4 separate regions of the Mus musculus genome follow, and all the other regions are linked to region 2. The links are chromatin loops, found by intact Hi-C in ENCODE. Cell type or tissue: heart. All regions are shown on one strand. Each heading gives the region's core, and the rest is flanking DNA. Links, peaks and the distances in the headings are about the cores only.

The links. A loop is a pair of places that touch in the nucleus more often than their neighbours do. Peaks named below come from ENCODE experiments on the same cell type or tissue, not always from the same donor. Only the 100,000 strongest peaks of a DNase experiment are listed, where the experiment ranks them.
Region 1: a loop joins it to region 2, with 2.9 times the contacts of the local background. A loop is called at or near these places in 2 of 42 quality-filtered maps.
Region 3: a loop joins it to region 2, with 6 times the contacts of the local background. A loop is called at or near these places in 5 of 42 quality-filtered maps.
Region 4: it touches region 2 in a loop (2.8-fold over the local background); 4 of 42 quality-filtered maps call a loop at or near these places.

The regions. Positions count from the first base shown.
Region 1 is chr1:45,445,508-45,453,694 of GRCm38, reverse strand. The region is part of intron 1 of Col5a2 (collagen, type V, alpha 2); the gene reads left to right. Among named protein-coding and RNA genes, the nearest start is that of Col5a2, 54 kb to the left of the region's middle. In heart, for the core only: a CTCF peak has its summit at 4,663 (motif pointing left); no DNase peak of the experiment used is centred there.
Region 2 is chr1:45,496,899-45,505,085 of GRCm38, reverse strand. It overlaps Col5a2 (collagen, type V, alpha 2), which reads left to right and starts at 1,804. Exons shown (of 54, transcript NM_007737.2): 1 at 1,804-2,265. The coding sequence starts at 2,172. In heart, for the core only: a CTCF peak has its summit at 3,496; a DNase peak (open chromatin) is centred at 1,965; H3K4me3 peaks cover 2,771 bases; H3K27ac peaks cover 2,319 bases.
Region 3 is chr1:45,623,417-45,631,603 of GRCm38, reverse strand. No RefSeq gene overlaps it. Among named protein-coding and RNA genes, the nearest start is that of Gm23216, 58 kb to the left of the region's middle. In heart, for the core only: a CTCF peak has its summit at 3,552 (motif pointing right); a DNase peak (open chromatin) is centred at 5,473.
Region 4 is chr1:45,427,465-45,435,651 of GRCm38, reverse strand. Col5a2 (collagen, type V, alpha 2) reads left to right here. Exons shown (of 54, transcript NM_007737.2): 6 at 707-760; 7 at 5,644-5,754. Among named protein-coding and RNA genes, the nearest start is that of Col5a2, 72 kb to the left of the region's middle. In heart, for the core only: a CTCF peak has its summit at 3,585 (motif pointing left); a DNase peak (open chromatin) is centred at 5,011.

The DNA of each region.
Region 1 (8,187 bases), core at 1,995-6,994, 52 kb after region 2:
ACGTCATCCATCCTCTTTGTCTACTCTCCATCCTCCTCCTTCTTCTTGTCCTATCCTTTTTTGTTCTGAAGCAGAAAAATGTCCAGTGAATAGCTTTGATGTGTATCTAGAAAGATATTTATATGAGTCTCTAGCTATCACTTTGCTGTTCAGCTGCTTCTGAGATTGAAAATACTGTACATCTTGACCTTAAACATATAAGTTAACTTTTATATAATTGTTAATACATAGTATAAAGGATAAGCTGGGAGTAAAGACTAAGAATTGGATTTAGACTGCTGAGTAATGATTCCAGTCTTACTTAGAGTTCAATGCCTGTTCTGGCAGTGGTTTGGAAGGGAGATTTATAGTAAAACTGATCTTTGCATCTTTTCTTCAATGAGATTGCCTGATTTTTATTAGTTACAAAATAACAAAACTGAAGCTTATACAGAGAAGAACATAATTTAGTATTTGTTTAATTTGCTATATAGTCCAAGTATTTGAAAAAACTAGAAATTTCCCCATTGAATGAGAGTGCTCCTTGCCTAGTGCCCTGTTCTCCTGAACCCAGTTCAAAGGAAAGAGAGGACAAAAAGAATGCTTGAAAATTTCTTTAGAAAGTATCTTCAAAGTGTTGTAAACTTTTTTGTAATGAAATAAATGGGATCTTAAGGACTTTAGACTGTTCTGTTGATTGTAAAATTAAAAAAAATGTTCAAAGTGGGTAGCAAAATAAATTAGAAGAAGTTAACTACTGCAATATCTGGATATTCTCCTTCCCCTCCCCCCAGATCTCTCTCCCAGCTCAAGTTGGCTTTGAACTCAGTATGTAAACGAGGATAACCTTGAACTTCTCTCTATCTCCTGCCTCTAACTCCTCATTACTTGGATTATAGGTGTATACCACATATTTGGATTATGTGGTGCTGAGGACGGAACCCAGGACTTTGTGAGTACTAGGCAAGCACTCTATTTACTAGGCTAATCCATAGCCTTCAATGAATAGGTTGTGTCTATAGACACTAATTATTCTTTGATATCAAGAAGGATAAGAGAATGTTAAATAGAATGTAAAGACAGGTAAAAGATCATAAAGAGTTAAAGTGATTTTGAAAATCTCTCTTAGATAAAACATCTAATTTTGTATCCATCTGAGTCTCTTATACATAATATTAAAATACTACAAAATCTTTGAAGTAAGTTTCGTAATAAGTAAAAAAAATGTATAAAATGTCCATTTTAGATTAAAATATATGTACTGAAAATGTTAATATTATATAGGATCCTCATAGTCTCAATTGTTTCATATTTTTGTAAGTATGGACCACACTTGAAATAAACAAAAAAAATGCTGTTTCAATGCAAATTATGAAATAGCGCAGGATTAAAAGAAATCATGTCTGCATTCAATATGGTCTATATCTCATTATTGGGCTCGCTCTACTCTATCTCTACTTTTTCTCTATCTCTCTGTCTTCATGTGTATATGTGCATGTGTAGTTAACTTGCATGAAGTATGTTAGGCCTTTCTAACTACTGTATGAGGACAGTTTTACCTCATTCTCTGTAGTATTTTTGCAGCTATTCGTGATTTTGAGCTGTGTGTTGTATCTCTGTGTGTAAACAAAAGTGTTGTAGTTTGAATATGCTTGGCCTATCAACCCCTGACCCATTGGTCAACTATAAGGAGGCCTTGTTGGAATAGGTTTGACATTATTGGAGGAAGTGTGTCAGTGCATAGATTACCTTTGAGGTCTACTCATGCTCTGCCCAGTATGGAAGAGAGTGTCCACCTAGTTGCCTTTGGATCAAGATGTAGAACTCTGGACTCCTCCCGCACCAGGGCTCCCTGACAATGCCATGCTTCCCACCATGATGGTAATGGACTAAACCTCTGAAACTGCAAGCCAGTCTGAATTAAATGTTGTTCTTTAGAAGACTTGCTGTGGTCATGGTGTCTCTGCACAGCAATGGAAACCCTAATAAAGACAAACAGTTACAATAGATCCACAACAGCCTGAAAGTCATCCTTGTACACAGAATTATGGATGAGCATTGCACATAAGTATGTGTAATTTTAGCTCCATAACTTGGTCACAATTATTTATATTTCCAAATGACACATGGAAAGAAACCTAAGTAATACCGTAAAAGAGATTGTTTGCTTTTCATTTTTCCATTTCAAGTAAAGTAAAAACAGCAGTTTTGCTAGTTAACTGAAAACCTTTATTTACCATTAAAAACTTTTAATGGCAGTATTAAAAAAATTACTTGTGCTATCATTTATCAAGGCCTTTCAGTTGTGGGCTACTCTGAAAGTGTATATGAGTTTTCCTCTTTGTATTTTCTCAGGTTTCTATAACATCTTTAACATTTGTCATTGTTGTTTAAGAATATAAAATTAAATTTGTTCTTAGAATAAGAATTTAGCTCAGCTCAAATACTTTGGATGTTGTAGATAAATCTTTTGCACTTGGGACAAAAATACTTTGTTGTTTTTTTTAAAATTTCTGAAATTTCCGTCAGTGCTCATTGGATGTTTCTGGTTCTGGGCTTGCAAGGTATGAGACAGTTTCAGGGTAGGTATATTATAGAGATAAATGGCTTTCCTCTGGCAAATAGGAGGGGGAGAGAGAAACTTACAGGAAGTGGCCAGTGGCAAGATATATACTTCAATGACAACTCTTAGCCACTTTATCCAGCCTAGCCCCATGTACTAATAACTCATTCAGCTGTGAACTCAATGCTTTAATCCATTGATAGAGTTAGTACCTTCATGGTTGAACCATTTCTGAATAGAAAAAGTTGGGGACCATAATTTCAGCACCACATATCCAAACACAACAAAAGCCTACTCTTATTCACTTAGTTCATTGACAGACAGAACAGAAAATGGAAATTTAGACATATATATATATATATATATATATATATATATATATATATATATGTGTGTGTGTGTGTGTGTGTGTGTGTGTGTGTGTGTGTATGTATATATATGTATATATATATGTATATATATATATGTATATATATATATACATATATATATAGTACCTTATTAAATTAAAACAAAGTAGATTTAAAAACAGATGATTAAAAGTACCCACAACCAATTTGATACTCACATATGTACCCACCTACTTGAACAAGACATTGAGGCTGAGTGGAAAATACAGCCAAATCCACTTCCTCTGTCTCTGGTGGCTTGAGATGTTTCCAACTTCTAAAGCTCAAGAAACAATGGCCATAACACTATTGGCTTTAACAAAGCAGAGCCTAAAGAGAAAAATGGATGTCCTTCCTTTTCTTTGCCTCTTGCTGATAGGAGCTTTGAAGGGGCTTTGCTTAAAAGAAGCTCGAGAAGCCATAGATCTTAGGCTGGCCATGCCTTGGTAAAGACACTGGCCCAGTGCAGAGGTGCTTGATGCTGCTTGCTGTTGCTCCCTTTGTGTCACAAGAGGAAAATGAAGTGAGTATAGTCTTACAAAGACGTTGACAATAAGAGAAGCTTTAAATAATGGTATCTCAGATCTTCACAATCCCAGCACAGAATGGTGTGAGCTGCTGGATCAGGAAGGCAAGTGTTCTAAAAATCAAACTATTAAGAACATGTTTTTCCTTTGTATTTGGCCTCATAGATGTCACACGTTCTTATAACACTCTTTCAGAAACCACCACATTACCCACTGCCTTTCATTCAAAATAAGGATCTGAAGTGCATTTTCTCTGGGAATTTAAGTAGAGGAAAGGAATGAAAGTGACATTTTTTCAATACATATGATGACAGGCTAGGTATCTTCCTTTGACTTATGCCCTCATCCACACTATATATGGCATCAGAAAAACATTCCTGAGATGGACACTATTTTGAGTCTCAAGGAATTTACTGCTCAGTAGAAGATCAGAACAAACAGTTGACTGAACAAGAGAGGAGAAATTATTATAGCATAAGGATATTGCATAATTTCTACAGAGAAGAACTTCAGTGAACCATAGTTAAAGGCTCTTAGATTATTTGCAATTTTTAGTTGTAAGGCATAATAGTAGCATGAACATGGATTTAAAATTATTGTCTTTAGGTTCAGTGAAGAACTTTAGTTATATGATTAGGATTGTATTTCTGGGTCACAAAGGTTTCAATATGGATCTGTCTTTCACTTCTAAAGATTTATTTGATTCTCTCTCTCTCTCTGTCTCCCTGCCTTTCTCCATCTCTCTGCCTCTCTGTCTCTGTGTCTTTCTCTATCTGTGTGTGTGTGTGTGTGTGTGTGTGTGTGTGTGTGTGTGTGTGTGTGTGTGTACTATGTGTGTGGAGATATCTTTGGAGGCCAGAAGATATTGTACTCCCTAGAGCTGTAGTCACAGGGCATGGTGAGCTTTGTGGGCTGGCAAATCAGCTGAAGTCCACTGCAAGAGTGGAAAGGGCTTTAATTCCTGATAATATCTCTCTATCCTGTTCCCTCCTCCTGTACTTTTTTTTTCTTTTTGAGATAAAGTATCATGACATAGCACTAGCTGGTTTTAAACTTGAGATTGCTTATGTAGTCATTTGTTTTGGATATATACTATGCCTGAAGAAATGGAAATGTGGGGTGTGGCCCATCCTTGGCAAGCAGCACTTTAAAAAACTTAGTTTCTGATTATTTATTGTTATTAGAAGGTGGGTTTGCTCTGCCATCTAGTGATTAAGAACTGTACTTAGACAATTAAGTTTGAAAGCACATAGATTTATACGAAAACATATCTCTGAAAAAATTTTAAAGCAACTGTGCTGATTTCAAGTAAATATGTTCAAATACATCTCTCCATCTAGAAACCCATGCCAGGACTATGGTGGTAATTCATAATGGAGTCAGTCTCCTGGGGCATTTAGTAGAAGAAAAATAATCCTGTTGCTTGGAAGATAAAATGTGGGAAATTATATCACAGAAATCAGAAAAGAATAAAAATACTGCCAGATCGCAACCTCTTCTAGATTTTAGGGACCTCAATAAATTATAAGTAGAAACAAGTGCAAGTAGTACAAAATGACAGATTTGTAGGCTGTTGAGTGTGTGTGTCTGTGTCTCTTTGTGTTTTATAGGACTTAAATTTGGATTCTAGATGCTGAGTTGATTAGCAGAGTCTTGAGGGCACTACTGGATTTCTCAATATGTCATTTGAAAATCCATACATTTTTTGCATTGACACAATAATAAGGTGATGACATTATTTTTGTAACTCTATTCAACAAACTGATCACCATTTTGTTTCCTCTTTTGCTTTTCATTTAAGTAAATGCAATGTCCAAACAGAAGGGACAATAGCCACACCATGTACAGCTGCCATATCAGAACACAGAAGAAATAATGCAAGGTGCTGTTTTGTAGCCTTCCTCACTTGGCATACATCTTTCATTCACACATGAACAGTGAGCCTTCACTGAGCCTTCTGTGATGGCAACAAATTCTTGTATGGGCGAGGAGAAGGCATGTTCAGTCGTGAATGTGGATTTTTCACCTCCTGGCCATTTAAAAGCATTCCAAGTACATGTCCATATTATCTAAATTTAATTATAAATTCTCAGGAGAAAAATACCAATAATGAATCTGGGTGTAAAATCTAAAACCAGCTTTTAGTGTTGACATTTAAAGAAAAAGCAGTGTAGTGACCTACTTCTCTGCTCCTTGAGCGTAGTTCACATAGTCTTAAATTGCTCTTGTTTGTGTTAACATGGGACTGAAAGGGTGAGTCTTTTTTTCCAACACTCCCACTCCTTTTTTCTTAAGGCCCAAGAACAAGTTTATTTGGCATCCAGAAAAAACACTACAGATTAATTGAAAATTCCAGCAATCATTAGGAGATGATGTAGAACAAGACATGCCTTTTAAGTTAAGAATACTTTATTAACGAAGACAAAACTATTCCAAACAACACAGATGGAATAGTGAGCTGATTTGGAAAGCCTTTTGGGAGCCTCTGTTGAAGTAGCTTCTGAAGTAGGATTAAGCCATTTGTTGAAAATTTACACATCACCTTGTATATATTCTTGACTTCCAAATTTTTTAATTTTATTTAATTTATATTGCATATATTATACACATCTAATAATATACTGTATCAAAGATTACCTCATTATAACATATAAGTTTAAATTGGTAGTTGATAGCATGTAAGTTTTTTAAAAATATAAATTATATAGCATAATGTACTCTATATTAGTGTATTTAATAACTTATATATTTTATTGTTTCAGTAAATATAACTTCAAATATTGTATATTAGCACTATATATTACAATCCATAGATATAAACATATGATGTTACATAGTGATATATTTTTAAAAAACCAAACATTTATGTGTTCATTATTTGATCAATCAGCACATATTTGCTAACACCCATCCCCACTAATATGTTTGAACATTATTTACTCCCGACCTTGATCACTCAAATTGTGAGAGAAATAGTTATTTGTCTTTACAGAGAATTTCATTTTTAAGCAATGGGTTTAAAACCAGTAAATTGATAAATACTGTTTCTTTAACCATAAAATTTAATGAACAAAATATTTTATTTTAAAATTACATTTATTCGTTAACTATCTGTGCCTGTCCACGTTTGTATGGAGGAGATTGGCAGATAGAACTTAAATATGGGAGTCAGAAGACAACTTTGGGGTCTGCTCTCTTTCTTCTCTGTGCATTCCCTGGGGTTAAACACAGATCATCTGGCTTGGCTAAGGGTGACTTTACCTACTGAGACACCTTGCTGGCCCAGCAGTTATTTTTAATTTATGTAGTTAATGCAATTCTTCAATTGATTATGAATACAAGTCCATGTTTATAGAGATTGTATTTTAGAGATGTTTATTTGGAAGTGGAATGCTGTCTTAGGGTCTCTATTCCTGCACAAACATCATGACCAAGAAGCAAGTTGGGGAGGAAAGGGTTTATTCAGCTTACACTTCCATGCTGCTGTTCATCACCAAAGGAAGTCAGGTCTGGAACTCAAGCAGGTCTGGAAGCAGGAGCTGATGCAGAGGCCAGGAGGGATGTTACTTACTGGCTTGCTTCCCCTGGCTTGCTCAGCCTGCTCTCTTATAGAACCCAAGATTACCAGTCCAGAGATGGTCTCACCCACAAGGGGCCTTTCCCCCTTGATCATTAATTGAGAAAATGCCTTACAGCTAGATCTCATGGAGGCATTTCCTCAACTGAAGCTCCTTTCTCTGTGGTAACTCCAGCTGTGTCAAGTTGACACAAAACTAGCCAGTACAATTGACCCCTTGTCAACTTGACACATAAACACATCACTAGTAAGCCTCAACCCTTACATTCTTATTCATCCCCAAGTTCTAAATAACTTTAAACATCCCACTGTCTTTACATATTCTTAAAATTTCAATCTCTTTAAAATATCCATCTCTTTTAAAATCCAAAGTCTTTTTACAATTAAAAGTCTCTTAACTGTGGACTCCACTAAAATAGTTTCTTCCTTCAAGAGGGAAAATATCAGGGCACAGTCACAATCAAAAGCAAAAATCAATGTCCAACCTTCCAATGTCTGGGATCCAACTCACAATCTTCTAGGCTCCTCCAAGGGCTTGGGTCACTTCTCCAGCCATGCCCTTTGTTACACATGCATCGTCCTCTAGGCTCCAGATGCCTGTATTCCACTGCTGCTGCTGCTCTTAGTGGTTATCTCATGGTACTGGCATCTCCAAAACACTGCATGACCCCTTCAGTCCTGGGCCTTCAATTGCAACTGTGGCTGCACCTTCACCAATGGCCTTCCATGGCCTCTCACAGTGCCGAGCCTCAGCTGCTCTGCGTGACCCCTTCATGCCTTCAAAACCAGTACCACCTGGGTGACCCTTACATATTATCAAGTCCCGCTGCAGCAGGAGTACAACCTTGGCTATCTCTGGAACACAGCCTCTTTGTGCTTTCAGAAAGCACTTCCCAGAAGATGTCACCTCAATGATGCTGGTCTCTTCTTAATCACCGCTAATTTCTTAGCTCCAGCTAACCAGCATCAATAGTCCCAGTAATGCCAAGTTTTTGCTTTAGTAGTTCTGGTATCTTGTTAATCACAGCTGATTCTTCAGCCCCAGCTAACCAGAACCGCAGAATCTTCACAATCAAAACAGCAATGGGGAAAAGCCTCGAAGATATGGGTACTGGGGAAAAATTCCTGAATAGAACAGCAATGGCTTGTGCT
Region 2 (8,187 bases), core at 1,350-6,349:
ATTCCTTGGTTGCCCGTACTTCTCTATGTAGAGTTGGAGCCTTCTGGTCCTTCCTCTAACCAGTTTGGCATACAGTTGCTTCTTATTTCAGCTCATGGTGAGGCAGACATGGTGGTGAGATTTTATGAGTATACGCATAAAATTCTGACATTGTTAGGATTCCTTTGTCCTTACAGACTTTCTACCTCCTCTTCCTCAATGTTCTCTGAGCCTTAGGTTCAAGAGTAGTTTGATAAATGTATCCATTGAGACTGGGCTACACAATTCTGCATTTTAATTGATTGTGGTTTTCTGAAGTGATTTTCATCTGTTGCAAAACAATGTTCCTTTGATGAGGGATTAACAAGAGCTTTTACATCAGGGGCTTTTTCAGCTATTATTCAAAGAATTAGAAGAAATTTGATTTTTGTTCCTTATTTAGCCCATTCATTAAGTATGAGCAAGACAGCCATGGGAACAGCAGTGTGTTGGTGAACGAATTCACTAAACAAAGGCAGGTCTTGGTGACAAGTTATTTTCAATGATACAGGGCTAGAAAGTTGTTTTTGGAACTTCTCCAGAGTTTAGTTCCACCTCTCAATTTAAAGCATCTTGGATTTCTTTATTAAGGAAATTAAATAGTAAATGAAGCCTCATATACCTATTTTAATTTATACTATCCCTTTTCTTTGCATTTATTTGGGGTTTAGTTAATTCCACACATAGCTGTATATATTGTTTGTATTTTTTTGTTTCACGTAGATATATTTTTTCAGCATTTGCATACACATGTTCCTTAAAGGTGATGGATGCTGACTTTGTTTCTAGTCTGCCATAATCCTTCCTCTATTCAGTGTGTCTCAGAGCACCTGTTCAGTGCTGAGTAACTATGAACAATTGAGTCACACATGACATGTTATGTGGGGCTTGATCCAGATCCCCCAGAACGCACACTATCAAATGAATTAGACTGTCAAAAACACTGAGGGCGTTTAAATCTGTCAAGCTTGAGTAGCACACAAAGTTAATGCCTTGCTCTTTACAGAAATATGCAGCTAGGACTACCACATTCCGTGGAAAGCTGGTGTGGGGTTCATAACAGCATCATTCACTTTTATGTAGCTCTTTGTAATTTAGAATCTAGTTAACAGCATATTGCTCAGTTTAGTGTCACCAGATCCTGCACACTGGTCAGGCCAAAGCCCCTTTTCTAACAACAACAACAAAAAAATTTGGACAGTTAAGGACTATGTATAAATTCACAAAATTGGTGAGTTGGCAGATCTGATATTGGAACCTACCCTTTCTGAGACTTAAACCAGTGTGTTTTCCTCCCTCCACAAGCTTAGTGAACATATTTGTTTTTTAACACAATAGCATGCTCTGTGACGAGGAGAACGTATAGATGTGCCTACTAAAAAGATGTGGAAATAACTCAATGTAAAGTATCTCAAGTTCATTTTGTATTGGCCATATTCTGCCTCCTTTCTTCCACAATCTTCTCAGAGCATAGGAGAGGGAGGAGGATGAAAATTGGGACAAGAATCCTTCCTCCATTGCCAAAAGAAAGGGTTAAAAAAGTGACGTTTTAAAGGCTTAAGTGGCAAAGAGAATTCTGAATTATTTAAGTGCAAAAGAAAAAAAAATCCACTAAAAGGCTGTAATCCTCCCTAAAGTTTTTTTAGTGTCTCTGGAAAAAGTCAGTGGGTGTGTGTCTGGGGAAGGGTTGGGGAGGGTGGATCAGACTCCTTCTAATAGGCTTTCTTTAAAAAAAGAAGAAAAGAAAACACACACACACTCAAACAGAAGGAGAAATAAAAGTTTGTCTCTGTTGAGAAGCTTCCTCTGTGCTTAAAATCTACAAGAAGCACTGAAAACTCAAGTCGCAGAGGCGCGCGCTCTGATTTGGTTGTTTACCATCAATCAGACGGTTGCTTGGCAGACACTGGATGGTTATGAGCCTGAACAAGCTGAAAGGGGCAGGAAAAGAAGTGGAGGCAGCATTCTTCCTATTTAAAGCTGCACCGCTTGAAAAAAGTTTTCGCAGACTGTGCCGGACCTGGTGCTGAAACAGACTGAGGCAGCGCGGGGACTGGTGCTGAAAAAGAGCCCCCAGCGGAATTCATGGTGCTACAGTGACCTCAGTATCTACTCTTCGATCCCAGGAGGACCCACATGTCTCATATTTAGACATGATGGCAAACTGGGTGGGAGCAAGACCTCTCCTCATTCTTTCTGTTTTATTAGGGTACTGTGTCTCAATAAAAGCCCAGGAACAAGAGAATGGTGAGTTTGCCTTTTGCTTTGCTTATGGTGTTTATGGCTTGGTTTGGGAACTAGATGGAATGTTAAGCTTCAGGAAGAGGATAAAGAGAAGACTCTGGTTTGAAGTTTGAGAAGGGGGCTCTAGGATTTGTAGCTTGGCTCTGGAGACTAGGCACATTTGCAAATCCGGAGCTTCTGTGCGTGCCCTGGCAAAAAGTGGGCTTCTGACATCCTGTAAGAGCCAGGATATCACCAGTCTTTTTTTTTTTTTTTTGCCGGAATGTAAGAGTGGGACGTTTAAAAGAAAACAAGAGTGCTTAAAACGGAGCCCCGGAGGCACTTTTAGTTAGAGGTCTGTCCTGTGGGCAGGCGCTTTCCAAGCAGGGAAAGCCGCTGCAGCAGAAGCTGGGCAGGGTGGAGTCTTTCCTGTGTGAACTTCAGCAGCTTCATGAAAGTCTTTGTTTAGAAAAACCTCTCCAGCAGGCAAATCCGATAGTTCGGAATTTCCTTTGTCTTTGCTCTTTATCCTCCCCTCCTAAAGTTTTCATCTCTGATCTTAAAATCGGGTTTGCCTACAGAGAGGGAGTCAAGTTTATTTCTCCATGACAGACTCTGATAGAAACCAGATTTCTTAAATTTCTGTGCTTTCCCACCCTACTGACTTGATTATCAGGACAGCATGGTTCCTGGGTGGATGGATGAAGGCAGGAAATTCTACTTGGAACAGAGTATTAAGAAGGACTTTCCCCTTAGACCCTTCCTTTCTCCCTTTCTTCTTCTCTTCCCCCGTTCCTTCTATTTTCTTTTCTTTTAAGGCATATCTTGCTTGGTTACTGTTTTGTTTTGTTTCCCCTATGTGATTTACATATGTTAGTGCTGGGATGTATTGTTAAGCAAAATGGCGTGGCTGCTATAGAATAAAACTTAAAAATAAAATAAAATGGGCCTCGTTGATATTAACGTTAACTTTTGAAGGTTGAAGTGTCAGAAACAGATACATTCTCATTGTAAGAGGCCAGCATAGATCTGAATCTCTGTTAGCATCACACTCAAGCTTCCAAAACTTAGCAATGTGCTAATCGTGTCTGTAACTGTCTTTCTCCTGTGTATATCCAGCCATCTGTACGAATATGTTTTCTGCCTTTCTGATTTTTTTTTCTCTAAAAATATTTAGAAACTGTGTTTAGCAACTGTAAGTTGTAGAAATCCCAAGGTTCTGGAGATAAAATTCAAGTCTGTCAGCAGCCCCATAGAGGGAGCACTTTTCTAAAATCTTAAAACTTTAAAATCAGTTTCTATGCTTCATAACGTGAGGAAACTTATGAAGGGTGAAACTTGCGTTTCCTCATAATGTCATGAAAAGTCTGTGCTGTTCGCAAACGCAAAGAACAAAGAAGTTAGGAAAGAGGAGAGCACATAGCAGCGTTAAGATAGAAGCAAAATGTCTGAGTATCAATGAATCTGTCCACTCCCCTCCCCTACCAGAAGACTAACTCTAAAATATCTATACAGACTTTATTCTCAATTTATGTTAAAATGATGTGCTTAATTTTTGTAATGTACAAAAGTAATCGAACATGTGTGTAAATGAAAGATGTAAGATGTTCAAAAGTCTTAGAAGGTAGGTCATGTGCTAAAACTCTTGTCTAAGTCATTGCATTTATTCTGTAGGTCTTACTGAGAAATGAGGGGTTTACTGTTCTCTAAGATTAATTTTCATACATTAAGAATAGGTGGCTTGGTTCAGAAAGTCTTTGGGCCAACCCTCCTTTTTTTCCTTAGTGTCATTAAATAGCAGAGAAATTCAAACCTCAAACCAAAGATTTTTGCCAAGAAAGTAAATTCTCTCAGATTTTACAAATATTAATTCAAATAGATGTAATGAAAATTAATAGCATAAACCTGAATGTATGAGTAAGGAAAATATTGATGACTCAGTAATCTAGTATATCCACAGCTTACATTTCCCATGATACTGTGTGGACACTTCTTATACTTCATTTACCCGATTATAATATAGCCAAAAATTTTTGAACTTGCGAAAGAGTCATTGTGGGAAATGTTCTATATTAAGGAAAAGTCTAAGGCTTATATGTCAAGAATATACAATTTTCAAATCATTGCTAAATCTAGCATGGGTTGTGGTATTTCCTTTGTATTCCATTTAATACACGTTGCAGAAATATGACACTGTGTGTAAGTATGTACTTATAAGCTTAGCCTTTTCCTTCGTCGGCCTGATGGGAACACACGTGGATGCTAAGATAGAGTAAGTAAAGATTTAGACATTTCTGGATAAAATACAATGACCTTTCACTAAAGTCTAACAATTGATTTGGATTTTAAAAGATTGTTAGTAACTAAAAAGAAAGAGTTTGGGAGTTAGGCTCACATTAGTTGAAAGTATAATGTAGTCAGAATCAGACCCAACATGATAAAAACAGCTTTTCAAGACCTCTCTCTCTCTCTCTCCCTCTGATGTGTATTGTGTAGGGAGGCCTTGGAATGTCCTAAATTTGTTTGTTTGTTTCTTTTTTTTTCTTTTCTTTTCTTTTTTTTTTCTTTTTTGGTTTTTTGAGACAGAGTTTCTCTGTATAACCCTGGCTGTCCTGGAACTCATTCTGTAGAACTGGCTGGCTCGAACTCAGAAATTTGCCTGCCTCTGCCTCCCAAGTACTGGGATTAAAGGCATGTGGCACCACACCCAGCTGCCCACATCTGTTTCTTGTAAAAGAAAAATGCTAGACTATTTACAGTAAAAATTTATTTCCAAATCAAACTGTAACATCTAGGGAGCTATGCACATTTTTGTTACTAATTTAGGCATACTCAATCTTTGGGAATGATCTTTGTTATGAATCAATTTTATTCAATACCCCATGAGTGATGGAGAGAGAAAGTTTAGAAGGAGATATGCATGAACTGTGCACTTCAGTTTTTTCAGAAGCCAGGCATGTAACACAAGAAGTGATACAATAGCTTTGTGTATTAGCAGTTTGATGGGACTTGTAGAAAACTGAAGACACAAACATGGCCACTTTAAACTTTCCAAATTAACAATCATCTAAAAGTATTGCATAAGCCAAATTCATTATGTCTAAGGGCCAAATCTGGCTCATGGACTACAAATAATCAATACCCATGTTGCAGCCCTATACTGATATTTGGTCCCAAGCCAACTACTAACTAGGAAGAGAAAATGTGCACACAGGATTTTTAATATTGTGGTGTCTTACATTTTTATGATGCTATATTTGTGATTTATCTTGTAAGAATATAAATAGGAATCATTCGATTATGACATTCAGAAGTATTTAGATAACAGCATTAGATACTTTGTACTTAGCATCATTTCAAGGGAGGCACAGAGAAACAGAGAATGAATATATATAGTTTAAGATATTTACGTTCATAGATTGTTCTACACTTACTACTATCGAAATGATTTTATTTTAGAGGGCTTCATATATTAGAGCACAGTTTCAACAAAGGAGATTATAACAGAACCTTGTTTTCTTACTCAAAAGAGGCTCTCAAGTAGAGTAAAGAGCTGGTATATTGAAACTGGTTGGGGACTCAAACTTTAATTCTCTTCATTCTTTTATCCCTAGTGGATGGTCTTCGAATGCACAGTCCTTAGTGGCTGCTGGGTGATCCAGCTATTGCATGTAGTTTCTTTGGCATCCAGATAAAGAATGAAAAAGCTGGGATTCTGCATTTTTTAACTGGAACCTTTTATGTCTTCAAAACATTTAAACTTATTTATGTTTGCCTGGAATTTAATCATATGGCCACAAAAGGTGCAAGAATTAGCAGGAGAATGTAGAATTTTAGGTGGACCATATGGTAAGATGCTCAACTATGGAATACACAAGAAAGAATTGCTTCAGTGGACAAAACGCTTGAGTGACACACTGGATAGTGTTCATTTCCGTGAAGAATGCAAAACTAAGAATATGTCAGAAATATATACTAAACAACATTGTAGCATCATAACATCTCTCTGAAAATACTCTCTCTCTCTCTCTCTCTCTCTCTGCATGAGAAGTTAGGGAATTCATTATACTGACCAGTGCAATATGTGCTCCCCCTTGGTTTAGGATTCCATAAAAGGTCACCTGGAGATCTTGTTCTTGATATGGCTTCCAGGTTTTATCCTTTTAAATATATCTAGGAAACGTGGATATGGTCTGAGAATCAGACCTTTGTAGGTGACCTTTGTTCACACTAGTGAAGCACTATGTTATGCTTTTGACTACCCTTCTTTTAATATTGACGGAGATCACATGTCTTCTATATGCACTAAAAAGTGAATGCTAGGACTTTGGTTTCATAGTGACTCATTTTACTTATCCAGCAGACTGAAGTTTGTAAGTAAACCACTACAATTTTGACATTTGAGGAAAAGATAATCCCAAAGCCAAACCTTCTCATAGCATTAGGTGAATAAATCTGCTATACAGAGGACACATGTAATTCAAATGTATGTTCAGGCAAATGTGAGTTCATTTTTCATTCTTCTTCCTTTCTTCACACATTTAACACTGCACCTCAAGCCTGGGTGGATTACAGTGATCACCCCAAACATTCACTTAGTTCAAGGTGCAAGATGAAACAGAAGGAGCAGGCTTTGTGCTGAGAAGGTGTGATGAGAAGGCTGGAATCTGCTGATCTGAGGTGACAGTATGAAATAATTTTAACCATACAGTTTGCTCCATGTCGAAGGGTAAATCATGTGTCATTGGCCTTATGAAACTTATGTAAGGTTTGGATCTGAAGATATTTTAACCTAATGTTTATCAATTCTAAGATCACAACACTGAGGAGTGTTATGTTTATATATGAGAGATACAGTAATGATAAAAGGGAAAGATTATAGTAGTTATTAATTTATCATATAAATTTGGGTAGATTTTACAAGGATTTTAAAAACCAAATTTATATTAGAGGTGATTAATATTCTTTTATTCACCATTCTTTGTGATTTATTTCTGCAGACCTAGATATGAAATGAAATACTATCAATTTACTGAAATTTTGAATTTCTTTGGACTTTTCCCCATGAGTGTGTATATGATCATATGTATACTTGGGTGTGGGTACACATGTGTATGGAGGCCATAAATTGACATTAGGTATCTTCTTCAACTGCTTCTCAATCTCACTTTAAAATTTATTCTTAATGTGTATACATGCATGTTTGTTAGTGTATGTGTTTGCATGATGTATGTCTATGTCACATGTACACGACATGATTAGAGAACAATTTTGTGGGGTCATTTGTCTCCTTCCATTTTTGATGTGGATTCAGGAGATCACTTTCAGATAGATAGGATTTACCAAATGAGTTCTTGGCCTTTGATTTTATTTTTTATTTTTAAGAGATTATCCATTTGTTTTTATTTTGTGTATCTGAATATTTTCCCTGCTGTATATGTATATCTGGTGCTCTCAGAAGTTAGGCCATCAGATTTGGAAGTGGAGGTACAGGTGTTTGTGAGCTGCCACATGGACGCTGCAAACCAAACCTGGGTCCTCTGCAAGAGTGCCAAGGGCTTTTGTTTTCTGAGCCCTCTGTCCAGTCTCCAGTCCCCTCAGCTTTGCGAACAAGGCAGGATAGTTCCCTGGTTGTCTAGAATGATGGCCATTATGCCTCTTGTGTCTGATTTTCTTGTGCTAGGAGTGCAATGCAACTTTTTATGTATGTACTGTTTATCCTAATTCAAGCTCCCATGTTTGCATAGCGAACACATTACCAGCTGAGCCATTTCCATAGTACCCGATCATTCCTATAACTAAAAATATTGCACTAAAAGTTAAATTAATCTGAATGATACTGACAGGATTTTTACCTTTAAACGTCTTTCGATGTCAACTCTCCTTTCCATGTCTCATGCGCATGGGAAGCAGTCCTTCCAGCTGTGACTTTAAGATGCAACTTTA
Region 3 (8,187 bases), core at 1,330-6,329, 130 kb before region 2:
CAAAGAAACTCACACAATATGTATTCACTGATAAGTGGATATTAGCCCCAAACCTAGGATACCCAAGATATAAGATATAATTTGCTAAACACATGAAACTCAAGGAGAATGAAGACTGAAGTGTGGACACTATGCCCCTCCTTAGATTTGGGAACAAAACACCCATGGAAGGAGTTACAGAGACGGAGTTTGGAGCTGAGATGAAAGGATGGACCATGTAGAGACTGCCATAGCCAGGGATCCACCCCATAATCAGCATCCAAACGCTGACACCATTGCATACACTAGCAAGATTTTATTGAAAGGACGCAGATGTAGCTGTCTCTTGTGAGACTATGCCGGGGCCCAGCAAACACAGAAGTGGATGCTCACAGTCAGCTAATGGATGGATCATAGGGCTCCCAATGGAGGAGCTAGAGAAAGTAGCCAAGGAGCTAAAGGGATCTGCAACCCTATAGGTGGAACAACATTATGAGCTAACCAGTACCCCGGAGCTCTTGACTCTAGCTGCATATATATCAAAAGATGGCCTAGTCGGCCATCACTGGAAAGAGAGGCCCATTGGACTTGCAAACTTTATATGCCCCAGTACAGGGGAATACCAGGGCCAAAAAGGGGGAGTGGGTGGGCAGGGGAGTGGGGGTGGGTGGATATGGGGGACTTTTGGTATAGCATTGGAAATGTAAATGAGTTAAATACCTAATAAAAAATGGAAAAAAAAAAAAAGAAGTATAAAGTCACAGCAGATGCTGGCGAGGATGTGGGGAAAGAGGAACACTCCTCCATTGTTGGTGGGATTGCAAGCTTGTACAACCACTCTGGAAATCAGTCTGGTGGTTCCTCAGAAAATTGAACATAGTACTACAGGAGGATCCCGGAATACCTATCCTGGGCATATATCCAGAAGATGTTCCAACCAGTAAGAAGGACACACGCTCCACTATGTTCATAGCAGCCTTATTTATAATAGCCAGAAGCTGGAAAGAACCCAGATGCCCCTCAACAGAGGAATGGATACAGAAAATGTGGTACATTTACACAATGGAGTACTACTCAGCTATTAAAAAGAATGAATTTATGAAATTCCTAGGCAAATGGATGGACCTGGAGAGCATCATCCTGAGTGAGGTAACACAATCACAAAAGAACTCAAATAATATGTACTCATTGATAAGTGGATATTAGCCCAGAAACTTAGTATAGCAAGATATAAGATACAATTTGCAAAACACATGAAACTGAAGAAGAACGAAGACCAAAGTGTGGACACTCTGTCCCTTCTTAGAATTGGAAACAATCACCCATGGAAGGAGTTACAGAGACAAAGTTTGGAGCTGAGACAAAAGGATGGACTGCCATATTCAGGGATCTATCCCACAATTAGCCTCCAAACAATCACACCATTGCATACACTAGCAAGCATTGGCTGAAAGGACCCAGATATAGCTGTCTCTTGTGAGACTAGGCCGGGGCCTAGCAAACACATATGTGGATTCTCACAGTCAGCTATTGGATGGAGCACAGGGCCCCCAAAGGAGGAGCTAGAGAAAGTATCCAAGGAGCTAAAGAGATCTGCAACCCTGTAGGTGCAACAACATTATGAACTAACCAGTACCCCAGAGCTCTTGACTCTAGCTGCATATGTATCAAAAGATGGCCTAGTTGGCCATCTCTGGAAAGAGAGGCCCATTGGACATGCAAACTTTATATGCCCCAGTACAGGGGAATGCCAGGGCCAAAAAAAAAAATGGGAATGGGTGGATAGGGAAGTGGGGGGGAGGGTATGGGGGACTTTTGGCATAGCATTCTAAATGTAATTGAGGAAAATACGTAATAATAAAAAATATTTAAAAAAAGAAATGTCTTGTTATTGAAATATTATGCAAAAGAATGGGACTAATATTAGTTAAAAGATCCAGATTGGTATGACTTATCTTCTAGGTATTTAATAAGCATACATGGAGACTATTCTAATGTGGTGAGAGAGATTGAAAGAGAATATTTTTCCTCTTGTCCTTTAAGGTCAATAAGGTCCCCGGAGACTGGCTCATCTCTTAAAATGTTCTCTAACAGTGAGAAGCCAATGCAGAGGAGAGAGTTCTACACTTTTAAGAGAAGATACAGTGAGGCTATTCAAGGCTTTTGACCAATTCTCACTTTGATGGACAACTAGTAAAACGAGGGCTAGAGAAGTCTGTTGTTCCTCTCAAGGCCAAGTGACCCCTGAGGATCTATTCTTGACAGTACAAAAAAGAAAAATTAATCTTAGCCACTGTAGTCTTAAACACTCTTCAGGAACATCTAACTAATGACTAAGAGGATTGCACTTTAAATGTCGGATATGAGTCTACATGAGATGTTATTTATACAACTATATCTCACTAAGAATTTTTTTCTGAATAAAGTAGCCATTCAGGTGCAAATGAATAGAAAATGTTGCCTCCTACACAGAGATGTTTAGATCTTTTTTTCTACTATGAGAAGAGTATCTCATTTTTAATTTCTATGTATGTGTGCTTTGCCTGGATGTATGTCTTTGCACCACATGTGTGTAGTTCTCATCAAGGCAAGGAGAGGTCGTGAGATACAATGGAACTGGAGTTACAGATGGTTCTGAACTGCCATGAGGAGCTGGAAATAGATCCCCTGTCCACTGGTTGAGCGGCAAGTGCTCTTACTCTGAAAGCCAATTCTCCAGCCCCAGATATTTATCTCTTGACTGTTACTGAGTATTTTAATTATTTTACTATGAAAATTTTGTTCTGCAAAGGTCATTGCAGTGAGTTCTAAAGAAATAAAATGTGTAATATTTATATTTAAATCTCATGTCATTATCTCTACATTGAATTCTATTCAGTCTAATGGGGTAGCTGCAAATGATATTCAAATTTTGTGGATAAGGAAGAGCAGGCATAAAACTGAGCAAATAGTCTGAGACCATACAGCTACTCATGCTGGTGGGATTTGAAGTGGCTCATCTAAATCCAGAGTCTTAATCATATCTGTACTCTGAATCAATAGGAGTGCATAGAAGTTGCTTACCAATTCTTGTAAAATATTTTTTGAGTTATATGAACTTTTCAGAGTTATATGAAACCAATATTAGGTCATTTAAAAGCTCTAAGTTCTGGTCTTCTCACAAAGTTGAATGTCATTTTATCACTGATTTCTCTTTTGGGCAAAACGCAGAAGTACTGAGGAACTTCTTCAGATGGTCCCTTTTGCTCTTTCTCTAGGCAGTCATCACTGGTAAACAAATAGACTACACAGTACTCTTTAATTATTTCACAATTTTATTTATGAGCACACATCACTCTTTACCTTCAGATGTTTTCAAGATCAAATGGAAGACAGTCAAGTTCACTCTTTGTTATGTGCAGAGAAAGACAAAAGCTGGAATTATCTGGAATAATTTGGTCATGTACTTCTGGTCATCAGTATGTTACCACATGCTGCACTGAAAGCACGGAAGGGAAGCACTCAGCCTCTTTCTGTATGTTCATGACTCATGTATCCAGGTCAAGTCCCGCTGGGCACTTGTCACTTCATAAACAGCAGGGGGCAACCTTTCCTTTCTGATCTTTCTCTCCACAAAGATGTTCTTGGATTTTGTTGAAGTTCCCAGAGTTCTCTTGGGGCATGTGATACCCAAAGTTGGAAATTATTAAATAGTTTGGATTCATAAAGGGTGAAATATATCCCTATGTTCACAGTCCTCAAAGTATTTGAGAAATTCTTAGGTGAGTAAGTTTAAAATCCAAATAGCAAAACTGAAGTTAGTGAATTTGTTGTTAATTTACAAAGCTGAAGGAAAATATTTTTTGAAATAAAGTGACCCAACAATCCCCACAATTTCAAACAGTTTGCAGTGAGATGAGTAAAAGATGCCAATTTGACAACTATGAAGGTCTAACAGAATGCTTTCTGCATTTCTGCAGGTTCTATACATGTATGACTGAACTTCAATGTGGATTGCTTGTATGTGTGTATATATCTATCCCATAATCTCCAGCATCAGATGTTTTTCTTTTCTTGTCTTTCTAGAGGGTTTGCAACTTCAGTGTATGAAAGTACCAGGATTTGTATGGTCTTCTTTGTACCATGTGTCCTTGTCAAATGAAGTTCACACTTGTCTAACTGGAGAAGATTGCTTAGAGAGTATAAGACATGTTTTCCCACGAAACAAATATAGGTATCTTGGTATTATCCTAACTTAATATCTGATAGGTAAACATTCTTTTAAAAGTTTATCTTGTCTGTGTTCATTTTTAGACATAATAGCTAATAATTCTTACAAAGAAAATTGTAAGTCTAAAACTATTTTGTGTTTTAGAATAATTTTTTTCTTTGCAAGAAATAAAACATTTCTAATATTTTAAATTTTAAACAATCTCTGTGTTTTATTTTTGAACTTGGAAGAAAATACAAAGTTACTTATAAGAAACATTTATTCACTTAAAGTAAGTTTTTGCAGACTGCATTTTACTGTTGAATGAGTGCCATAAAGCCTTCTAAAATCGCTGAATCCTGGAACTCTATCTGTGCTGTGGAGTATCTTGTTTGTGCCAGTATCTCACTGCTCTCAAAGGTCCTTTCCTGGCTGCAGTTTAGTATGACTACCTCCTGTTTTTCTCTCCAAGTGCCTCCCATGGAAATTCTTGAAAAATAAAGCAACGTTTCAACCCACACTTTAATGAGTGGACTGGAATCTCTATTCCATTAGCTATCTCAGAAGTGACTCATAGAATTGTCTAGCCTGTGCTTTCCTAACATTTTCCATCCACTCTAAGTTATTTCTTCATCTTTACTACTTGAGTGCTTTACATATTTGCCAGCTGAAGAACTGGAAATAAATGAGATCTATAGTTTCAAATTTGAATGTGTTGTTTGGGCTTTTAAAATGAAGCCCTGGTGATCTAGTATCTGGCAGAAATACCTTCAGAAAATTGGGCAGTTAGAATACAAGTTACTCAGCTACAATTTGCTTACTGTGAAGGCAAGCCCATGCAGTCTACTGTTTTCTTTTGTATCCATTCCTTTATTTGTTACCATTTGTTTCTGTGGAAGCACCTTTAGACACCCAAAGTATCTAGGTACTTCATTCAAAACAAGTACTGCCCTATCAGATAGGGTAGTGTCAGAAATACAAGACAAATGGGACATTACGATTGAGGAGGCTTCAAGTGTGTTCCCTGAGACAACGAAAGGAGGTGGAGCATACACTAATGAGCTGATCACTCGTTTACTTCATGGAGATTCTCACGTTCACATGAGAAATATGTGTAAATGCTATAGAGGACTGAGAAATTATTAAAAAAAAAGAAACAACTGATAAAAGTCATCTCCTTGTTGACACACATCTAAAATCTCTGCTCCCTTCACTTTAGCATTCCACTTTACCCGTAACCCAGAAGCTATGTCTCAGACACGTTCTTGATCAGCAGCAGAGTGCTTTGTGGGGAGACATGGAATAAATGACTCAGGATCTTGGCAGTTCCGCTGTGGCAGTTGTTGCGGTATGTGACCTCCTGAAAATCAGTTATTTCAGCTCAAGTTCAAGTTTTCTCTCTAAAAAAATTATAGTGTTTTCTGACTTGTCTATCACATGATATTTTTTGTTTTGAGCATCAAATGAAAGAGTATGGGAGTAGAGGGAAGCCCTATAGATGGTTCCGTTTGTCTTAGCTTTCTATTGAGGGACAGACTCTGAAATTACAAGCTGGAAAGAGTTTTTAAGGACTTTGTTAGGTAAAGTAGAGCTAACTTCCCCCCTCCCCCCAGGCTTTGGGGAATAGGACATTTGCGCATCGTGCAGCCTATCTAAGCAGACAGATGCTTACAATGATGAACAACAATTGACAGAAAAATACATTCCTTCTTAAATAAGACCATAGGAAGTTTGTGTTATCCTAGCATAACTTACCTTGCTCTTTAGGCTTTTAAGAGCTGACTATTGTTTGTTGCCTTAGAAACAAAAGGCTGGGGAATTAAACAAAGAGAATTAAAGGTCTTTACTGGTCCTACAAGTGATAACTTACTATGCTTTGAAAAAAACTCTACATGTCAAATTATATTTAATAAGATATTTGGGTAGAGAAAACTAGTAGCATGGAAAATATTGTTATATAAAAATATGTTTTGTAGTACTAGAATAATGATATTTTTGACTGAAGCAGGTAGTTTCTCACTATGTATTGAGCATTTTTTTCCAATTTTTTATTAGGTATTTTCTTCATTTACATTTCAAATGCTATCCCAAAAGTCCCCATATACCCTCCCCCCTCCTTCCGCTCCCCTACCCACCCACTCCCACTTCTTGGCCCTGGCATTCCCCTGTACTGGGACATATAAAGTTTGCAAGACCAAGGGGTCTCTCTTCCCAATGATGGCCGACTAGGCCATCTTCTGCTACAAATGCAGCTAGAGACATGAGCTCTGGAGGTAATGGTTAGGTCATATTGTTGTTCCACCTATAGGGTTGCAGACCCCTTTAGCTCCTTGAGTACTTTCTCTAGCTCCTCCATTGGGGGCCCTGAGCATTCTTAAGAGGATTTTTAAAATTTTGATATTCTATTAATAGAATTGTCTCAACATGTCATATTCATTTTAATTATATGGTATCAGAGCTTTGCTCTTAATATGAAAACCAAGGATGTCAGATACTCTTGAATAGATTATACTTTTCACACCTTAGTGGCATAGGAATTAAAATAGTTTCTTTTTGAATAAAAATATTTCAGGTCTATTTTTATTTTAATTGTACATATGTGTGTGCCTTTCTGTGTATGCTTGTGGGCGTCTGTGAGTCTGCACATGAATGCAGATGTTTGCAGAGGCCAGAAGCATCAAATCTTCCTAGAGCTGGAGCACAGTCAGTTGGGAGCCTCCTGACATGGGTGCTGGGAACTGAACTTGGGTTCTCTGCAAGAAGAGTGATTAAGACCATGCTCTTAATTAGTGATCCATCTCTCCAGCTGGGTTTGCCTCGTTATGTGTGTGTGTGTGTGTTTGTGTGGTGTTGTGTTATATGTGTGTGTGATACATAGATTTGAGTGTGCAGGTATGCATCTATGAGTAAATATAGATGCTAGAGCACAATGTTGGGTACCTTCTCTTATTCCTTGCATTGAGTGCCTTGAGAAAGGATTTCTCATTGAAAGTGAAGCACACCACTGCAGCTACAGTGAGCTCTTGGGATCCACTTGTTTCCACCTTCCCAAAGCTGCTGGGGTTATAGATATGCACAGACATAACTGTTTTTTTGTTTTGTTTTGTTTTTTGTTTTAGTTTTTGTTTTGTTTTTGTTTTTGTTTTTCATGGGCTCTGGGGATTTGAACTCTAGCCTCATGTTTTCAGGATAAATACTCTTAGCTAGTGAGCCATTTCTGGCCTTATATTAAAGACTTACACCATGATCACTATTCACATCAGAGTCTTGCTCACTGATTCTACTCAAGGACAGACACTGACAGAGTGTCTAGCCATCTCCTTAAACTTGACTCTTTCAAGGCAATAGAGAGGACCATCCTAGAATTAACATGTATCACTTTGTCTCATAATCCTGTAGACAGAATGAGTCACATTTCCTACATTCCCTTCTAAATAAATAAATAAATAAATAAAGCCAGAATGTGAACCTTACCACATACCTGTAACAAAAAGGAGTAGAACCAGAAGTATTTGGTTAATAACAACAATGAATAAAAATGAAGACAGAGTTCACAGAAATTAACTGGAGACCATTATATACCATCAGTCCTACAAAGACTGTGTAGAATCTAGGAAAATAAGAAACAGAAAATGAAGAAGATATATAATTAGGGATGCAGAAATAGGAAAGAAAAGGGGGTGAGGAAGAGGAATAGAAGGAGTGAACATTTTGAAAATGAATAATGTGCATGCATAGACTTGTCTTTACAAACTCCCTTGCATAATAACATTTAAAAATGAAAGGACAAAAATATTGCTATCATTTTCCTTGAGATCCTGTGTGAAATGATTTCTGCACAGTGTCTCATCTACATGAAACAATAAAACCAAGAAGTGATTTAAACTATTACCTCTCTTCTAAAACCAGAAAACCAGAAAACCAGATGGGAAAAATGAAGAGTCATCTAATGGAACAGATACAGTGGGAGTTAGACTCAGAGCTGTCTGATTGCAGAAGGAGCAGCTATAGAATCCAAC
Region 4 (8,187 bases), core at 1,631-6,630, 70 kb after region 2:
TCAAATAAAACAAAAGCAACAGTACTGTTTGTTGAAACAAATAATAATTTTGAAATAAAATATTTGTAAGTAGAACAGAAATTGTGGCAATTATAATTTGATTCATTATAAGTAGATTATATGTGTGTAGGTATGCAGTAAAAATAATATATTAAGTCAACTAGTGAATACATGAAGTGACATAAAACTGACAGCAGCAGGCAGACCAGTGATGACTGACCCAGAACATTGTGAACCTGTTTGAATGCACATATTTTACCAGACAATTGATAATTTAGGATCCACACTTTTATGCAAGTCTCCACACCTGAACTCATTTTTATTTGTTGTTGTTGTTTGTTTGTTTGTTTTTTTGTTTTTTGTTTTGTTTTTGTGCCTAGATCTTAATGGCCAATGATTCACACTAGGAGAAGTAAAAATGGTGCTTAAAAAGACACAATTAGTTTTTACCCTAATATGCTTACTTACACAGCATCTTTCTTTATGTGTCATCTAATTCTTTACAGATCTTCAAACTTCACTCTTAATTCACTCTGCCCTTTTGTGGGTAAAGTAATCATACACACAGACTTTGCTGTCCAGTCTTCCAGTGCTCTAAATTGAAATGTGATGTTTCTGTGTCAATGTTCTTATATCAATTGAATCCTTAAAATATCATTCGTAAATGTTTATGTTCATAATCCTCATTTATGCTCTTATGCTCTAGGGCCCCCCAGGATCACAAGGACCAAGAGGGGACCGAGGCCCTAAAGGAAGACCTGTAAGTGTACATGAAATGAGCTGATTTGCACTTTCTACCTTTGAGGCACTGTTAACAATAAATTCTACAAAATCTATGTTCGTGAAATGATCTTTTAGCTGTCCAAATTCAGAGCAAATTACTGCATGAAAATTATTGCCCACTGTTTACTAGAGAGATAGTATAACTGAAATCACTTATCCTTTATAAAGTCAAATTAAAATCAATTTAACTTAAGAAACAGGGTTAGTGAATTGTGGTGAGATCGCATGTTATCATTCATTGGTAAATAATGAGAAGAATGTGTAGCCAAGGTAAAACACCCGAACTCTATGACTTTTAGTTAGCAGTGAAATACACAACTGGATAGAGGAAAAAGACATTAATTAATGAGTAAAATTTACACAGAAAATTTATTTACTTCTAGTGTCCTTAAAAGGCATCTAAACATTTCACCAAAAACAGAACACTTTTACAATGGAGCTGTCATCAGGGATGGAATTCATAGGCCTGTAGGTGAATGACAGTTCCCCCAAGCAAGTTGGAACCATTTGTGGTGGGAAGAAACTACATTCTCTCATTCTGCTGTGCATTCTCCATTGCTGTCCCACTGAACTACTTCACAGAATTAATAGTTTAAAAGCTTTTAGCTCTTCAGGTGTCACTAGAGAATGAAAATGATAGGCAGAAGGTGAATTCAATTGGGTGGAGTCAGGGTGGTTACACAGAAAACATATTTTACCAATGTACTTGTACTACACACACACACACACACACACACACACCTCTATCTATCTGTCTGTCTATCTGTCTATCTATCTATCTATCTATCTATCTATCTATCTATCTATCTATCTATCTATCATCTATCTACTTATCTATCTAGATCTAGATATTTGATGACACTGCCCAATGACACATGGAAGTTGCTATGAAAATAATGATTGCAGATTCAGAGTTTCTGGCTAGAAAACTATGAGTTTAATCCCTATCCCCTGTCCCTTTTTTTCTTTCATAGCGAGGTAGTTGTTTCCTCTCTTAGTCCCACGGGAGAGAATGTTGATCAGCTATAATTCTGTGTTTGGGTATAAAAATAAAAGCAGCTATTTAAAAGAGTATAGAGCAACTACTACTGCAGGTGACTTCTTTCTTCTTCTTCTTCTTCTTCTTCTTCTTCTTCTTCTTCTTCTTCTTCTTCTTCTTCCTCTTCCTCTTCCTCTTCCTCTTCCTCTTCCTCTTCCTCTTCCTCTTCCTCTTCTTCTTCTTCTTCTTCTTCTTCTTCTTCTTCTTCTCCTTCTCTTCCTCTTCCTTCTCTTTTTTCTCTTCCTCTTCCTCTTCCTCCTCTCCTCCTCCTCCTCCTCCTCCTCCTCCTCCTCCTCCTCCTCCTCCTCCTCCTCCTCCTCTTTCCAACTCTCCCCAAATATACTTCTCTGTTTCTTTGAGAAAAGAGCAGGCTTCCCAGTGATATCAACTGAACACAGAGTAACAAATGCAATAAGACTAGGCATAACCCCTCAGACCATGGCTGTATAATGCAACCTGGTAGAAGATTTTTCCCCACAATCAGGTAAAAGAGTCAGATGCTCTCACTCTCACTGTTAGGAGTCCAATAACAACAGAAAAACCCCAGTTAAACAACCACAGCATGTATGCAGATGCCTCATTAAGGCCTTGTGGTTGCTGCTTTTAGATTCTTTGAGCCTGGGCTAGAGAGATGGTTCAGGGATTAAGAGCACTGACTGCTCTTCCAGAGATCCTGAGTTCAAATCCCAGCAACTACATGTTGGCTCACAACTATCTGTAATGGAATCTGATTCCTTCTTCCGGTGTATCTGAAGATAACTACAGTGCACTCATCATATTTATAAGACAAATAAAATCTTTAGATTCTTTGAACCCTTGTGAGCCCTGTTTAGTTGATTCTGTAGACTCTGTTCTACTGGTGTCCTTCATCCCTCTGGCTTCTACAATCATTCCTACCCCCCTTCTTGTATGAATACATTCCTCTGATAGTCTGAGCAGTGGTAATATATGTGATTTGTAGTTTTTGCTGATTATCTTGGTATAAATACCATCACTAATTTCTAGCTACAAGCATATCACAGAATACTGATAGGTAGAAGATTTTGATTCATAACACAATCCTCCTTGGATATATTTGCTGGATTGAGGTCTTTACTGTCACAATAAGGAGTGGTATAAAAATAATTCCAGTTTCTAGTACTATCAAACAATACAAATCATTTACATCATGTAATGTGGTTTCTCAACTTTAACACTATAAAAGCCTTGAACCAGATAACTCCTTATATGTTGTGGGATTGTTGTCAGTTCTACCTACCAGATGCCAGTAGCAACCCTCATTTCTCTTCTAATTGTTGCAAATAAAAATGAATTGATGCTGCCAAATCTAGGCAAAATTGTACTGGATTGAGTAGTAGTAATTAGATAGAAACTCATGAAGCCAGTGACCACCATGATTCTGTCATCAAAAGTCCCTGGTTTAGAGTGTATTATTCAAATTGCTTCACACTCAAAGGTTTTTAGTCTAGAGTACATTATTATCCAGGTTACTTCATGTTGACAAACTCGTCATTTATCTGGAGATGAACATTCAATCATATGTTAAGTACAAATTGCATGTGACACCTAAGGAGTCACCTGTGCAGTGAAACATGCACCAATTATTGCAGCTGTAACATTCCATAATGTACCCATGTGAGTGGTTACGTGTGCAGGACTTTGTGCAATCAAACTGCTAACCCGCAGGAGGTACAAAGTTCTTGTGGAGTGTGCAGCTTTTCTTCATGTGAACGTTTAAAGTTTGCCACCTAGTGGCCATCCACAAGTACTTTTATGCAGAGTGCTGCCTGAGAGTATTCTGGGGGATGGAAGAAAAATGATGATACACAGAACATTTCCTTCCCCAACACAAAATTTATATGACTAACTTTAATTGGAAATATGAAATGTATTTTAATGTATCCCCAATTATAGTTTATTTTTATTTTCATCAGCAAAATGTCTACATAATGTTTTTCTTATTCTCATTAAATTTCATTTTGTTTTAGAAAAATTTCATAAATGTTTATTAATTTAAATCTCAAATTGTGCTAGACCAAAACACAATGGATATTTAAAGGCGATTCCAGGAGACTAGAGAAGAGTCCAAATCAGACCCAGCTTGGTATCTGATCCATCTTAACCAACGAATACATTAGCAGTTTAGAGAGTTAAACTAACCAGATCTCTTTTGGTTCACATAAAAAAATAAATATTTTTTTTCTGTTTTTTGGAACTGTTTTTGGAGTTAACATTTTATTTTATTTTATTTTTTTAAGATTTATTTTATTTATTATATGTAAGTACACTGTAGCTGTCTTCAGACACACCAGAAGAGGGCGTCAGATTTCGTTACAGATGGTTGTGAGCCACCATGTGGTTGCTGGGATTTGAACTCTGGACCTTCGGAAGAGCAGTTGGGTGCTCTTACCCACTGAGCCATCTCACCAGCCCCAACATTTTATTTTTGTTACCTTTTTTGTATATAATAACAGTTATCATTTAATAGTTTAATTGGGGGGCAGTGAGAACCATGAATAAGCTCAAGTACTTCTCCAGTGTTCTGGTGTAGAGGTAAAAGGTGTCTACACACTGTGTGATCCAGGAGCCTGACTCAAAAGCTGGAATCAGCTTGCTCATGCCTAAAGAAAGAGCTTAGCGAATTGCCAGTAGTTTAGGGGCAAGAAGGAGGTTGATTTTTTAAATGTAGAAATATTTTTCAAGAAGTTTTGAATTTTCTAGACTGACTTTTCTACCTAAATACAAAGGCATAAATGGCTTTTTTTTTTTTTTTTTGGCCCAATACTGAAAGACATGGATTCTTGAATATAGCAAAGTATGGTTAACCAGCTGCTTCAGCTTGTTAATATTGCTGCATTATTGGTCCTAACTGTGGGCCAAGAAGAGCTACCCTCTTGACTAAGAATTAGAAGCTTCCGTTATTTTTTAACAGCAGCATACCACTTTACTTAAACTCCATGTTTAGTGATAAAAGTGAAATTATCTGGTGACTAATGTGTTCTTCTCTTTCTTATCGGAACTTATTAAGACTTTTAAGATTAACACACAGACACACACACACACACACATGCATGCACACATTCACATGTCTGATGTGAATGATGAAGCTGGGAGATGTAGCTTTTTCAGACTTGAGGACTTGGCTATTTCCCAAGCTGTCCTCAGAATGTGGGTTAGGAGGAGGGCGGGGCTTGGCAGCATGGCTTAGTGATCACTCCTCTGAGAACTAGACTCTGCTGGATCACAGTGCCTTGCCTCTGAATTCTCGTTGGTCTGGTTGACCACTTGGGTGAGAAGGAAAATAAAATGTGCCAGACTTAAAGTATAGAAGAGTGAAATGGGCAAATGTTATCCACAATGTTGGAGAACAACCATGCACCAGATATTCTGCAAGTCTTGTGTACTTTGGAAGATGAAATAGACCAAAAAACTCTACTGAGGTCTTTTATACTTTTGGATAAGATAGGGTGGACTCGGGTTAAGCAGGCTCTTTCTAGTTAACTATAACATGTTGTAACAAGACAGACGAGTGAATTTAGAACCTGTTTTTAAAATTCACATAAGCATCAAAATCTCACCAAACAAAGCTCATTCTAAATGCTGCTAAAGTGAAGTGATTTTCTGATTATTCTAAGATTTCATACATCAAGTACAATTCTTACCAAGACTACATTTCCATAGCAGAAGTGCTGGACTGTGTTGACACTGACAGTGTTTAGATTGTCTGTTTGTAATTATCATGACTGCTATCTAAAACTGCTTTTAGCTTTCTACGGACACATTTTAAGATGGTTCTAATGACAGCTGGTTTTCTTTTCTAGGGTCCTCGTGGTCCTCAGGGAATTGATGGAGAGCCAGGTGTGCCTGGTCAGCCAGGTGCTCCAGGGCCTCCTGGGCACCCCTCTCACCCAGGACCTGATGGCATGAGCAGGGTGAGTTGTGTGTTCTGGTTAGTGTAACAACTAGGTTACATGAAAGTCATTAATTCATTCTTATGTTATTAGACTGTATCAGTTCAGAGGTTGATGGCTTACTCCAAAACCTGTATAGTAAATGTGGACCTCCTATGAACAACAGTGAAACTGATAAATCCATGATAGATTGTTGGAAAAACACAAAGTGTTATTTTCTGAAGGCTTGTATCAAACTATTTGCTTTTATTCCAAACCTTTGGGTATCCCATCCCACGGGATTCAGTTATTTGTGGGTGCAAGGGGGAACGCAAACCTGGAAGGAAATGGGAGGAAGAGAAAGAGAAACAGGAGACCAAGAAGATGGTACCTATCAAGGTCTCGTTTATTATGCTGAGGTGCCTTCCTTTTAAAGCATACATCATGGGGAATAGGGGAGGGGTCGAGGGGGAATTTTACAAAGAACAAAGAAGTGGGCATCTGCTGACATGGGGGCCGAAGTCAGGCGCCAGGCAGAGGGCACTCTGCATCTTATCTCTGGAACATAGATCCTCCTTGACAGCCTTGGGTGTCAGGCCAGGCTCAGGCGTAACTCATGTCCTTGGATGTCATGGGAGTTCAGGAAGAGATAGGGAAGAGGGGACTATAATTCAGCTTTTACAGCCTCAGGTTCCAGGAAGGGAATAGGGGGGAAGGGGGTGATAACCAGCTCCTAGCACAAGGCCATTTGGCCTGTTAGGGAGATTGTGAAGGGCTCACTTTCTCATGGGATGGTCTCTGACATTTGGGTTTTTTTGTTTTTTTGTTTGTTTGTTTTTTTCTGGTTGACCAAGGCACTGTCCACACAATGAACTAAAGAACATACATTTCTGTCCTGCTGTTTCCCAGACTACAAAAACACTGACAAAATCAATCCTCTGGGAGAGGATGCATGTCTATGATGATGGAAAGAGCAGGAAGTTGTACAGACTCTTGGGGCAGACCTTTTTGTCATCATGACAAATGCTGACAAGAAACAGTTTAAACAATAAAGGATTTGTTTTAGTTCACAGTGTGAGAAGTTTCCATCCATGGTTGCTTGCTCCATTGTTTCTAAGTCTCTGCTGGGGCAGAGCATTATGGACTAATGTGGGGAGATTAAATACTCCCCTTCTCCCTGGCCAGGAGAGAAGACAAATAAAGGAAAAGGTTTTGGAAAAGACATAGGTCTCAAGAACATGCCCCCAGTGACTAATTTTATTCAGCTAGACCTCATTTGTGTTTCTAAATCTCTCATCAGTGGATGGAGTCATTGATCAGGCAATTCCATAGACAAGTTACTTCCCAACAGTCTACTTGTAAACATTACACTGGGAACTAAGATTTTATTTTTTTTATATTTATTTATTTTTGAGATGCTCCCCTACCCCTATGAGTTTCAGATTTTCATTCATTCTTCTGGTCATCTGGCCTTCTTTCCTGTCCTTCCCCACACCTGATCCTGAAACCACCCCTATTCCCCTTCCCATCCTCTCCCTCACCCAGTCTCCTTCCTCCATCTTCTTCCTATGATTATTTTATTACCCCTTCTAAGTGACAGTTAAGCTTCCTCACTTGTGACTTCTTTCCTGTTTAGCTTCTTTGGGTCTGTGGAGTGGAGTGTGGGTAACCTGTATTTTATGGCTAATATCTACTCATAAGTCAGTACATACCATACATGTCCATTTGTGTCTGGGATACCTCTCTCAGAATGATATTCTCAAGTTCCACCAATTTGCCTACACAATTCATGATGTCTTTATTTTTAATAGCTGAGTAGTATTCCATTGTGTAGATGTACCACATTTTCTTTATCCATTCTCCAGTTGAGGGAAAATTAAGTTGTTTCTGGTTCGGGGTTATTTTGAATAAAGTTGCTATGAACATAGTTGAGAAAGTGGGGGGGGGCAAGATTTTAACACAGACCTTTTTTGGGGGGGTATGTTGGTGGAGCCACAGCCAAACCACAACAGGATTACAAATATTCCTTAAATGTTTATATCCTACTTTAATCAAATAAAATGCTTTGTTCTGTCTACGCAATTGAACTCTTGGTGGAGGCATATGCTACTTAGTATATCACATAGTACAGGTCAACTTATGGAGTCTGAAGATTATTAGTATTTTACAACTGTTCATGCATTTGCTTCTAATTGAAGAATGGTCTGCTTATTTTTTGAACAATACAGATATTTCCCCACTATAATCTGGAAATTAATAAAGCTGCTGAAATATAGTTGAACAATTTTGGCCAGTTTAATTGCCAGAGTATCTTAAAGGTCATAGAGAATATTTAAAACTGTTTCCAATTTTTGGAACAAGCAGAAATTGATTGAAATGATTATGAAAATTTTGTCAACTTACATTAAATCGTTTTTTAGGTTATTTTCCATGAGTGAATAAAGAACACCATTTACTTAAAATGGAATCTGGCAT